Regions from separate parts of the Homo sapiens genome. Here all the other regions are linked to region 2. The links are chromatin contacts, found by Hi-C or POLR2A ChIA-PET in ENCODE. All regions are on one chromosome and are shown on one strand. Each heading gives the region's core, a stretch centred on a gene start or an enhancer-like site at or near the end of the contact. The rest is flanking DNA. Distances are from core to core; before and after follow the strand shown. Region 1 holds the start of MFSD6L (major facilitator superfamily domain containing 6 like). Region 2 holds the start of MYH10 (myosin heavy chain 10). Region 3 holds the start of PIK3R6 (phosphoinositide-3-kinase regulatory subunit 6).

What was found. A loop is a pair of places that touch in the nucleus more often than their neighbours do. ChIA-PET counts read pairs that join two places held with the same protein, here RNA polymerase II (POLR2A). Pooled maps may share reads with other maps.
Region 1: POLR2A ChIA-PET joins it to region 2 with 14 read pairs in WTC11. The contact joins the promoter of MFSD6L here to the promoter of MYH10 in region 2. A Hi-C loop is called at or near these places in 1 of 168 maps with a recorded cell type or tissue (MCF 10A), 1 of 37 single-sample maps with no recorded cell type and 3 of 50 pooled maps. POLR2A ChIA-PET finds 5 or more read pairs at or near these places in 2 of 52 experiments (both WTC11).
Region 3: a pooled map shows a loop between it and region 2 (2.7-fold over the local background). The contact joins the promoter of PIK3R6 here to the promoter of MYH10 in region 2. A Hi-C loop is called at or near these places in 4 of 50 pooled maps. POLR2A ChIA-PET finds 5 or more read pairs at or near these places in 2 of 52 experiments (BJ and OCI-LY7).

The regions. Positions count from the first base shown.
Region 1 is chr17:8,797,600-8,801,196 of GRCh38, forward strand. MFSD6L (major facilitator superfamily domain containing 6 like) reads right to left here and starts at 1,766. Exons shown (of 1, transcript NM_152599.4): 1 at 1-1,766. The coding sequence starts at 1,521. RefSeq lists a silencer at 1,840-1,899.
Region 2 is chr17:8,629,021-8,632,684 of GRCh38, forward strand. MYH10 (myosin heavy chain 10) reads right to left here and starts at 1,705. Exons shown (of 43, transcript NM_001256012.3): 1 at 1,634-1,705. RefSeq lists enhancers at 78-856, 857-1,634, 1,635-2,412, 3,111-3,405 and a silencer at 1,897-2,576.
Region 3 is chr17:8,865,450-8,869,544 of GRCh38, forward strand. It overlaps PIK3R6 (phosphoinositide-3-kinase regulatory subunit 6), which reads right to left and starts at 2,225. Exons shown (of 20, transcript NM_001010855.4): 1 at 2,080-2,225. LOC107985071 (a long non-coding RNA gene) reads left to right here and starts at 2,325. Exons shown (of 2, transcript XR_001752787.2): 1 at 2,325-2,556; 2 at 3,083-3,584. RefSeq lists enhancers at 1-170, 1,994-2,173, 2,204-2,353.

The DNA.
Region 1 (3,597 bases), core at 516-3,015, 170 kb after region 2:
GCCCAGGCTACAGCCACTCCCGTAAAAGTGGCCTCGGAACAAGGCACTCAGAGCCCTCTCCATGCGGGGAGTGGCCAGGTCCTCTACTGAGGCCCCCACAGCCCACCACAAAGCTCTGTTGCTAATGGCACTCAAGATCTGAATGGGGAGGACGGACCACCAGCTCCAGAGGAAAGAGTAGTACAGCAGCTGCCCAGCGAGGCAGCTCAGCCCCAGCCCCACCAGGCCCGTCCTGGACAGTTTCCTAAGCAATGTAGCTTTGAACGGATGAAGCAGAATTTCCCCCAGCAAGCTGAGGGCGACCGAGAAACCCATGACCAGCTCGCCGCTCCCATGGTCCTTCATGTGCCAGAACAGAAAGTTCTGGACAGTACTGACGATGGCTCCTACCAAAACAGTGGTGGAGGCGAGGAGAATGAGGTGGGGGTCACCCCCCACAATGGACAGTGCTTTGACCCTTTTGTAGCTGGGCTCCCACTGCTGACAGATGGGAATGGGAAAGGCAATGCTCACCAGTAAGGCCAGGGTGCTGACCACCGAGTACCCATAGAAGTGGACCACACCTCGGGGGCCACTGGTCATCAGGAAGCAGTCCAGCTGCCCCACCAAGGCTGTGATGCCACACACGCCTGCCGACATGCCCAGCAACCTCCAGACCCACAGGCTTCTGTATCGGTCAGTGGCATCCACAAAATCCAGGAACTCATAAAGGCTGTCATCTGCCACCTGCTCCAGAGGCGCTGTCAGCAGCTCCCAGAACGCCACGGACCCCAAGGAGAGGATAAAAGTCCGCCGCAACGCCTCCAAGGACAGGTCAAAAGCCCAGGCTTTCCCCTTGGTCCCTGACAAATTGGCTGGATTCCCGGGCCCTTTCCCCCCAGGAAGCAAGGGGAGGGCTGTCTTGACCACCTCAAAAGTAACTTCCCAGGGATGATCTTTCAGCCCCGAAGTGACAGGATGGAGGAGAGCTTGGGATGTGGTCCTAGCTCCTTCAACGGAGGGCGCTAAGTAGACGTGCAGATCACGGAAAGTTTCTCGGTCACTTTCACCAGGTGGGTTTCTGAAGCCAGGCATTTCCACCTCTGCAGTCCTCTTGGCTGGGTGGCTGGAGGCAGACTCTTGGGCCGAGGTGATGTTCACAGGTAGCGTGACCCCCGGGAGTGCGTCTGTGCTGGTCAGGCCGCTGCTTCCATTACAAGGGAAGTGCACCCGATTTTTGTCTACCGGTGGGACCAGGACCATCAGCAGGCTGGCCCCCACCGAGCCGAGCAGGGAGCCGATCAGAAGCGCTCTCCTTTTCCGGTAGCTTTTGGCCAGGAAGGCACAGACGGGAGCCCAGAAGGCAGCGATTAGGTGCTTGGTTCCCATTAGGGTGCCCACCCAGGGCGCGGCCAAGCCCAGCTGCCTCAGGTAAAGGGTCAGGAACGGGGTCACGCAGGCTTCCCGCACCCCGCACACCAGGTGGAAGAGCTTGGCCACCCCCAGCGCCCTGCTGATGTCCCACCGGGGGTTGGCACTCATGGCTGCCGGGCTCTGTCAGGCCTGGGCCGACGGAGGGCGGAGCTGGGCGCAGGGCGGGCGCGGCCCCAGGTACCCGGGAGGGAGGCTTGGGGGACCGGGGCTCGGAGCGAGTGGGACTGCGCCCCCGGTCTGGGGCGGCGCCGCGGTCACCAGGTCAACGGCCGCCCCCGGCCACAGCCCCCAGGTCCTGCCGTTGGACCGAAAGGGGCCCCGCCCGGAGGGAGAGGCGGGGCGGGGGCGAAGGTGGGGGCGGGGCCAGCGCACCTGCGAGCCGCACCTGCCACGTCCCACCGCCTCCGCGGGCCACCTGCCCGGACGTGCGCAGGTGCGCTAGGGGCGCGTCCGGGGGCCTGTAGGGTGCGCTCTGAGCTAGGCCTCGGGCCCCGCCTGGCCTCTGGCTGCCAATGTGGCCCAGGAGCCTGAGCTAAACGCCTGGACTGCTTCAGGCAAGTAAAACCGTCAGAGTCGGCGTGGGGGGGAGCCAGAATGGAATGAATGGTATCCACCAGGCTGTCTCCCTCATCTTCTTCAGGTCTGTACTGGAATGCACCCTGATCAGTGACCAACCACAGACAGAGATCAACACGGTCCACTCTGACATCGCAAATCCCATACCCCTGTACCCACCCCGCCCCCAAGACTCCCACTCCCCTGCCCTACTTGATCGTTCTCTCTAGAACTTATCACTGACCAAGGCACTACGGGCTTATATTTCATGTGTTGACTTTGTTTATTGTCTGTCTCCACCAGAATCCAAGCTCCAGGAAGGCAGGTATTTTTGTCCCCGGGGCCTAGAATTGTTTCATTGGATGCATACTGCCCTCGGAAATGGCATGACCTTGGGTGACATGGTTGTCTCCAGCTGGGACAGTCCCTAAGGAGGGCTGACAGCTGATGGCAGTCGTCCAGGGGAACTCCTTGCAGCCGATCGCCAGCACATGGCAGTCCCCAGAGCCATATGTATGTGCTGCACAGTTTTAACCTACACCTAAGGGTGGTCTGGTGCCCTGTTTGAGAGTACACACACTTGAGGTGGTTAGCTAGCATTTCATCAAAAAGACAGAGACAGCTAGTACAAGCACGTCGACAATCTTAAATCAACAGAAGTGTCTTCACTAATGGACATAATAGATATTAGAAATAGTTTTTCACTGGTGAAATTAGTGGTGTCCAAGCCACCTGGATTGGAGATAATTTTTTTGAAGGCATTTCCTCTCTTGCTGGAACAGGCTATAATAATCTAGAGATGGCCTGGTGCGGTGGCTCATGCCTGTAATCCCAGCACTTTGGGAGGCCGAGGCAGGTGGATCACGAGGTTAGGAGATCGAGACCATGCTGGCTTACACGGTGAAACCCTGTCTCTACTAAAAATACAAAAAAATTAGTTGGTTGTGGTGGTGTGTGCCTGTAGTCCCAGCTCCTTGGGAGGCTGAGGCAGGAGAATGGCATGAACCCGGGAGGTGGAGCTTGCAGTGAGCCGAGATCACGCCACTGCACTCCATCCTGGGCAACAGAGTGGGACTCCGTCTCAAAAAAAAAAAAAAAAAATCTAGAGATGCCAGTAGTCCAAACCCTTTGGAAGGATGCTATAGGCTTTGCTTCAAAATGGTCCAGTGTGCAGCTCCTGATTCAGTAAACTTTTCATACAAGGTTTGCTCAGAGCACCTAATTTGGCTGGGGGTGGAGTGGAACTGCTTGCCAACACATGTCTATGTGTAAGGGAATTCGGCCTATGACTTGCCTGCATTGTCAGCTGGTAGAGAGTATGTTGGGGAGCAGGCCCAGGGGCCTCACTTAACCTAAAAAACTGGTAAACTCTGCAGACATCTACTGAAAACCTAATGATTGGTGATGAAATTGGTATGAATCCGTTTATATCATACCAATGGCAGGAAAAATAAAATCTAGTCTCCTCCAGGTAAACTCACTCAAATTCAGTGCTACTGCAATCATTTCAGGTTTAAAACCACCTCAGTCACACTAATGATTGCCCTACTCCTGCCCCTCCCTGGGTTCTTCTGTGGGCAGCCTCAGTGGAGGATAGCGCATCCATCCACTTCTCAGTCCTGACCTGTC
Region 2 (3,664 bases), core at 455-2,954:
AGGAGATGCATAAAATGGCCACTTTTCCAGAACCCGAGACAGGCAGGGCATACTTAAACATCAAAAGCAAGGGACTCAAAGAATAATTAATAAAGGCAGATTGATGAAGGAGATAAAACAATAAATAGATTATAAAGTTTTCCAGAGTGAGATACTATCAAGAATAATTAAACCTGACTCAAAGAATCCTCAGTTTCAACGTTAAAAAACAAAATCTCAGCAAAGCCAAAGTATTATGTTTGGTATTACATTATTCAGCGAAAACAGCAGTCTTTGTTTCATCTGCAGTCTGCATCTACCCCGCCTGCTTTCCCCTACCCCACCCCAGCCCACCCCACCCCCTTCCATCCACCGCAGTGATCTTGAAGGGAGCTGCAGAGGCCCTAAAGAAACAGAGATAACGGCTGTAGGCAGAGGCCACGTTATCCAAACCTCACCAGCCCGGTCTGACCCGCCGAGTCGCCAACCTCCTTCCTAAGGCCCTAGTTCCAAACAGGCCTGGCTGGGGGCCTCCCGCTTCCCAGGGCCGCATCCGCCCACCACAGGCCCACAAAGCCCCCACAAATGCCAGGACTCCGCGGCTTCAACTTCCCTCCGAACCAATTCCAGTCCGATTTTATGGGATCAGGGTGTGACCCCCAACTGCAGAAGGCAATGAAGAGACTGCGGCGAGCCATTCCCAGCTCGCTTACACAATAAAGGGATCCCGAGGCGAGTGCTGACCCTCCCCCCGGCCGTCCTGCTGCAGCGCGCCCCGCCACATTTCCCGCCTCGCCCCCTCAAACCGCCTGGGCCTCGCAGGGCGTCCACCCCCGGCCTAGGCGCTCCACGGAGGGCGCGGCAGGACGCCCTCCTCCCGCGCTCCTTCCCCGGCGCCGGCGGAGTCCGACCCTCCCCACGCCCGCGGCCGGCTCCGGAGCCCCTCACCCGCCGCGCGCTTCCCCGGCCGCGCAGAGCCAATGCCCTCCTGTCCCTCCACCCACGGGTCGGGCGCGCGCCGCCCGCCTTCCAAGCCCATGGTGAACCCCTCTGGTGCTGCGGGGGACCGGTCGCGCCAGGCCTAACCCACCCAGCAACCCACGCAGGGGCCCTTCCTGCCCAGCGCCCCCCCACCCTACCGCCGGGACTGCGCTTTCCAGCCCCGCTTAGAATCCCCTCTCTTCCTGGGAGGCAGACACTGGCTCGCGGGGCACGCCGAGACCTCCGCCGGGACACTAGCCCCTCGACCTCGCGCCCCCAGGGATCCCACCCACCGAGAACCTGGTCCTCACGTCCCCACCCCCAGATCTCCATCCCCCAGCCCCCCAGGGGTCGCCCTCCTGCACACCCAGGCCCTGACCCCCGCGGGTTTCACAAGGACTTCATTCCCCGCTCCTCCGGGAGTCTCTCCATCTCCACCCACTGAGGTCCCAGTGCCCCCAGCCCAGGACCCTGCTCAAACTAACCTAAGGTCCCCGCAGCACAAACCCTACAGCTCAGAAGCCCCTCTGTCTTCCCCAGCTCCCGCTTCGGTCCCCCGTTCCTGTCCTCCAGAGCCGCCCGGGACCCCTCAGCCCAGGAGCCATTCCTCCCTCCACAAACTGTCCCCCAGCCCTGGGCCGTGCACTCGGACCCGGGTAGCCGCACCTCTCACCTTCAGCCGAAGATGGTGGCGCGGGCGCACGTCCCCAGCCGCGACCACAGATCCAGCGCCTCAGTCCCAAACCCACCGCTGCCTCCGCCGGGCTCCTTTAGCACTGCTGCTCGGGGCTGCCCCACCCACCCCTACCCTCATTGGGCCAGCTCCACGCCCATCACCGCCGCCCCCAGACCCACTGGTTGGTTTGCGCGCCCATCTCCAAGGGAAGACGTTAGCAACCCGAACGAAGCTACCTTCCCGAGTCCGGCTCCCTCCACCCACCTGGAATGACGCTCATTGGCTCCCGCTCCCAGCCCAGGCCACAGAGGCCCCAATCTCATGGGCTGGCTCTTACGCCCGTCATAGGCTCCGGGAGGTGCGGCCGGGGCAGTGGCGCGGGATTGGCTGGCTCGTGCGTAGATGGACAGCTGAGGCTGGCTGAACGCCCGGCGATCCCGCGAGGCTGCGGGTGCGGGCCCCGCGGCGGCCGGCGCGCTGCGCTGACATTGGCTGTGCGGGCCGCGGGGCAGGTGGGCCGCGGCAGGAGGCTGGCGCTCTGACTGCAGACTCCTCGTCCTAGCGTCAGGCAGCCGCCGCAGCCGCAGCACATTCGAGCGCCCGGTCGCCCCCTGTGCTTGCGGCAGCCGGCATGTACCGCAGCGGGACGGGGTTCCACCGCGGAGTCGCGGGCCCTCAGCGTTGCCTGCAGGGGCGGGGCGGAGCGCGGTCCAGAGTCCTGACGTCACCCCCGGGGCTGCGCGGGGTTGGGGCCGCGGCGCTGCGACTCACCTGCAGTGGGGGAAGGAACGCGGGGGAGGGCGCTGCTCCGCCCATGCGCACAGGGTTTGGCCCGGGACCCGGCTGCGCTCCACGCTGCGGCCACTGTCCCGACCCCGGCCCCAGGCGGACTCTGCCGGGATCGGCCGAGCGCCAGGCGCAGGACACGGTCCTCCAAGGTCGCAGTTTTGGTGTTAGCGGGGTGAGAGGCTCTCCTGCCCAGCCTCCAGGCAAGGCTGAGATTCCAGAAGAATGAGAAGAGAACCGACCTTGGAGAGAAAACTTGGAAGAAACTTTATTCACCTCATTCATTCACTCGTTCAGTCGCTCCTTCATTCATTCATCAGAGCTCCCTACGTGAAGGGCTATGAGAGGTTCTTAAGAATATAAGGCTGGATTCCTGTAGCGCTGTCATATCCCCTAGGGCTTATGAAAACGTTGGAGACTGAAAAACAGTGGCCCCAAAATAACGAAAGGAAACTGGAAAAATCAAAGTAAATAAAATTTAATGAAATGTCTGCAGAATCTAGGCAACTGCAACAAAACTCTTGCATAATTATATATAAATATAATAAAGTCTAAATCACATGAACAAAATGAATTATTCATACAAAACCTGAAAGTCAAGATCATAAAAATTCACAGCAAGATGCAGTTATTAATCAGTTATTAATGTAGGCTATGGGAGCATTTTAATACATGTGATAATGATGTGTTTGCCTAAGCCTAGGAAACGTCTAGTCTGGCAAAAAGTGAATTAAGCAAAAAACAAGGCAGGAAGTCCTAAGGAAGGGTTGGTGGAATTCAGAAGAGGCTGGAAGGCAGCTGAGTGCAGAGTCCTTCCTGGGGAAGTCCGAACCAGGCTCTGTTTTGTCCTTTGTCCTGCTGCATCTGGTCCCCCACCCCCACCTGCCTGCTGGGGTACTACCCCGTGTCCAGGTGTCTTGTGACTTGGCTCTGTGAAGAGGTCTGTCCTTCTAATGCAGTCTGCACATGGAGTACAAATTAACTTTCCAAAATATATGAATGATATTCCTCTAATGAATTTTAAAATGTGTTTAGAGAAGACCAAAGACTCCCTCTCTGAGGCCTGAGTCTCCACTTTGTCAGCCACCGAAGTCATTTCTCAGTGCAATGTTCTATGCTTAGTGCATCCACTCGCGAATAACACTGTAAGCCACAGAGTCAGTAGTTTCTCATAATTCAAAAACTTTTGCATATATATGTGTATATATATGTATATATGTATATATATGTGTGTGTATATAT
Region 3 (4,095 bases), core at 975-3,474, 240 kb after region 2:
TCTGCCTCCTGTCCTCCAGCCACTCCTGTGGCACAGAGAGAGGGGACCTGCAGAGCCTGGGTCACCTGCCTCTGTTGCCTCCCCTCTTCTCCCACCAGAGCTGCCTCGTGCCCTCAGGGTTTCAGGGGCAGCTCAGGCTTGCCAGACGTCATAGCTGTGTTTTTTTTTTTTTTGGATCGGAGCGTGTGGTGAGTGAGCTGGCAGTGAGGGACTAAGGGAGTGAGAGGACAGAGCTCTGGGTCCTGAGGGGGCCCCCTCAACCTTTAGCCCTTGCCCCCATGAGGTCTACTTCTCAGATTCCCAAGGAGCCGGGAGGTGAGGGTCCTGCTGCCCTGGCTGGCCCCCGTGGACAAGGACAGGCCTGTTTCCTCAGCTGTGTCTGCTTCTGGCTGGAAGGAAACACCTGGATATGAAAGAGCCAGTGGGGTGGGGGTGGGGGAGCATTGTTCCCAGGGGCAGGGAAGCTTGGTGGGATCTGAATTCAGGTGGGGCCTGAATGCAGCAGGGACCAGATGGCGATGACTGCAGCTTGGCATCTGCAGCCACCGTGTCAGCCGAGGCGCTTTCGTGGAGACAGTGTAGGGCCTGCAGCAGGTTCTAGTGTGAGGCAGCGGGGCATGGTGGCCAGGCAGGTGGCATTCCAATCCTGTTAATAGGGCAACTTGGGCTGCTTGCTTAAAACCTCCGTGCCTCAGTTTCCCTATCTTAAAGGGGACCTGACAACAACACCTACCTCATAGGCTTGTCATGAGACTAAATGAGATGATATTTGAAAACCACATAGAGCTAAATAAATAAATGGACCGGGCCAGGCGCTGTGGCTCATGCCTGTAATCCCAGCACTATGGGAGGCCGAGGTGGGTGGATCACGAGGTCAGGAGATCAAGACCATCCTGGCTAACACGGTGAAAACACAAAAAATTACTACTAAAAATACAAAAAATTAGCCAGGCGTGGTGGTGTGTGCCTGTAGTCCCAGCTACTTGGGAGGCTGAGGCAGGAGAATCGCTTGAACCCAGGAGACGGAGGTTGCAGTGAGCCGAGATCGCACCACTACACTCCAGCCTGCGCAAAAGCGTGAGACTGTCTCAACAACAACAAAAAAGGACCGGCCTGCGAGTGCTCCACACACCCCCTCTAGCTGTGCTCCCCCCAACACCTGACTTTCCCACTTGCTTTCCTGCCTCTGGGGGTTTGCACACTTTGCTCCCCATTGCTGAGGTGCCTCTTGCCTCCTCTTTGCACACCAGGTCCTCCCTTGAGCCTCAGCCAGGCACCACCTTCCACGGGACCCTCCCTGAGCCCGCACCCTGCAGTCTCTTTCATCCTGCACACACCACACACCTCCTGGCTCGCTGAGGACCCTGAAGGTTCTGAGTTGGTCACTCGCAGCTGTGTTCAGACCCTCTTTGCAAGCAGTCAGCCCTTCAAGGACAGAGACCAGGCCTCGGTCAGACTCTGGCACACATAGAAGATACTGGATTTGTGTATAGGAAGAGAATCAGCCAGACCAGCATGACTTTCACCAAATTCCCCAGGAAAGTGATGGGCAGATGATGTCCCAGAAAGGGCACAGACTGGGACCCAGATGTTTCACACTGAGTCCTGCTCCTTGCTAACCCACTCTGCAATCTTTGGCAAGTTGCTTCATCTCCCTAAGCCTCAGTCTTCTGTTCTATAAAATGGCACTAAAACACTTATCCAGTCAACCTCTAAATGCTGGTGAGAATCAAATGGGAAAATGGGTGTACTCTGCAGCACCGGGCATCAATCATTAGTCCTATTATTAACAGCATGTACAGGATTCCAGAAGAAAGGAGAGTCCTTCTCACAGGGTCCCGTGTCTTTTCATCTTGTGAAAATGGGCTGAAACAATCTTAACTTGGCAGAATTACCCTGCAGTGTCTGAGGTCACCCTTCTCAGAAAGACGGCCCTGGCAGCCCTGAGCCTGGATAAATAAGAGCCAGGGGTGTTTCAGCCCCCCCAGGGGCTCCCCTTCCAGGTCCCTCCGTTCCACCCCTCTATCTGTTCTGCTCAGATCTGCCTGCCTGGCGATCTCCATCCAAGCCAGCACTTACCTTGGTTCGGTGGCAGCTTCTGGGCTCCCCAAGTCCTTCAGCCAACTCCCCACGGTCCTGAGCGAGGTCCCCAGTCCCAGAGAAGCAGATGTCTTGGGGGAGCCTCCACGGGTGTCTGTGGTCTTGACTGTGCTCTTCAGATCTGCAAAGAAAAGCTCGATGTCTCACAGCTCTGTCCCCTCCTCTTCCTTCCCCTTCCTTGTGGCCCTCGAAGCTCCTCCCAGAATGCATTTTGCTGTGAGGATCCTTTCTAAAGAAGCATGACCCACGGTCACTGGAGGTCCTTTATTCTGATCGAATGTGACCAATTTTATGGGGCAGGAGGGGGACACCTCCCAAGAGACTCCCTCTGGTGTTGACGGGGGAGGGACTGATGCAGGGAGCCCTGACCTCTCTCTCAAGCTCCAGACTCACCAACCATCCCCCACCCCTGGACATGGCCAGCCAGATGTCCCTCAAGCACCTCCATCTCAACAGGTACAAACCGAGCTCATCATTTCTCCCTCTAAGCCCACTTCTCTGTTTCCTGCCTCAGAATCAGCAACCTCGGTATCATCCTAACGCCTCCCTCTTCCTCGCCTGTTACATCTAAACTGCACCAAGCCCTGTCAATAGGTCATGGATCCTCCACTTTCTTCCATCCCTATGGCTGTCACTGTTTCACCTGACTACCATGGTCTTTCTCCTGAAACACTACAATAGCCTGAGGTCCTTCACCCCACAGCCAAAGGTCTCTTTCTAAGAGTGAAACACAAATCTATTCATGTTACACTCCTGCTACAACCTTCAATGGCTCCTTATTACTTTAAAGAGAATGGCCAAACTCCTCAGTGTGACTTGCCAGACCCTTCTTGATCTGGTCCCTCCCTAAACTCCAACCTCATGCTTTATCCCCTCACTCCAGCCCCTCCCAGAAGTACTGCAGTCTCTTAACTATCCAGGCTGTGGGAATCACTTCCCAACCCTTCTCCTGGCTCATCCCTTGTCATTCATTATTTATCAGAGAAGAACAAAAAAACAAGCCTAAGAGGCAGGAGGAAAGTGGAGTGCCAGGGATGCTGGCAGAAGACAGAATGCCAAGGAGGAGACAATGGTCAACGACGCCAATGATTGTGGAGAGGACACAGGTGAAGAGAATGAAGAAGCATCTGCTGTCCTTGGCAATTAGGAGAGAGCAGTGCTGGGCAGGAACAGTAGACCTGCTGGGGGAAGTTGATCAACCGCATGGTGACACATTTGCTACTTTGTCATTTTCTTTTTTTCACATTTTGAAGTCAAACACTATTTGGGAGAGTCTCTGACACATTTCTAGAGCTTTGAAAAACTCACAGATTCTATGCTGTCATCCCGTTGGGCCTAATGGGTAAATGGCTCTAGAGAGTGACAGATTGCTGACAGCAGGGTTTGAGTGCTGGATCCAGCTATGCCTGAAATTCTGGGGCTGAATCTACTCTTGGACTGTTCATTGTACATGATCCAATAAATTCCATTCTTTTTTGGATTAAGCCTGTTGGAGTTTGTCACTTGGCTCAACTCAGAGAGCTTTGGGGCTGTGAAGTCACTGATCCTTTCCCGTAGGGGCTTGACTAGGTTCTATGCTGACCTTTCATTTTGCAGAGGAAGCTATTTGGAAAAAAAGTCCAGAAATGTAAATCATTTACTCTATTGCTGTGCCTTCCTCCCATAACTGCTTCTTTTCTGTCCCCTTCATGTGACTGAAGTCACATTCTATCTTGCATCTTTGTATTAGCGTTCTCAGCTCACATGTCTGCCTTGTTCCTCCCTCAATGAGTCCTGAAAGAGCAGGGGCTAGAGTGTTGTTCATTATTCCGTCCATCACAGGGTGAAAGAGTGTTAAGAGAATGCTTGGCTTATTTATGAAGCAAATGGGTGACTGAACGAAGGAAACGAATACGCCCAGGACAGAATAAAGGACCAAGAACTCAGCCCCTGCAGGTTCCAGACTCAGCAGCAGCTGGGCAGTGTGGCCACCCTGGGCAGCGCCTCTCCTTATCA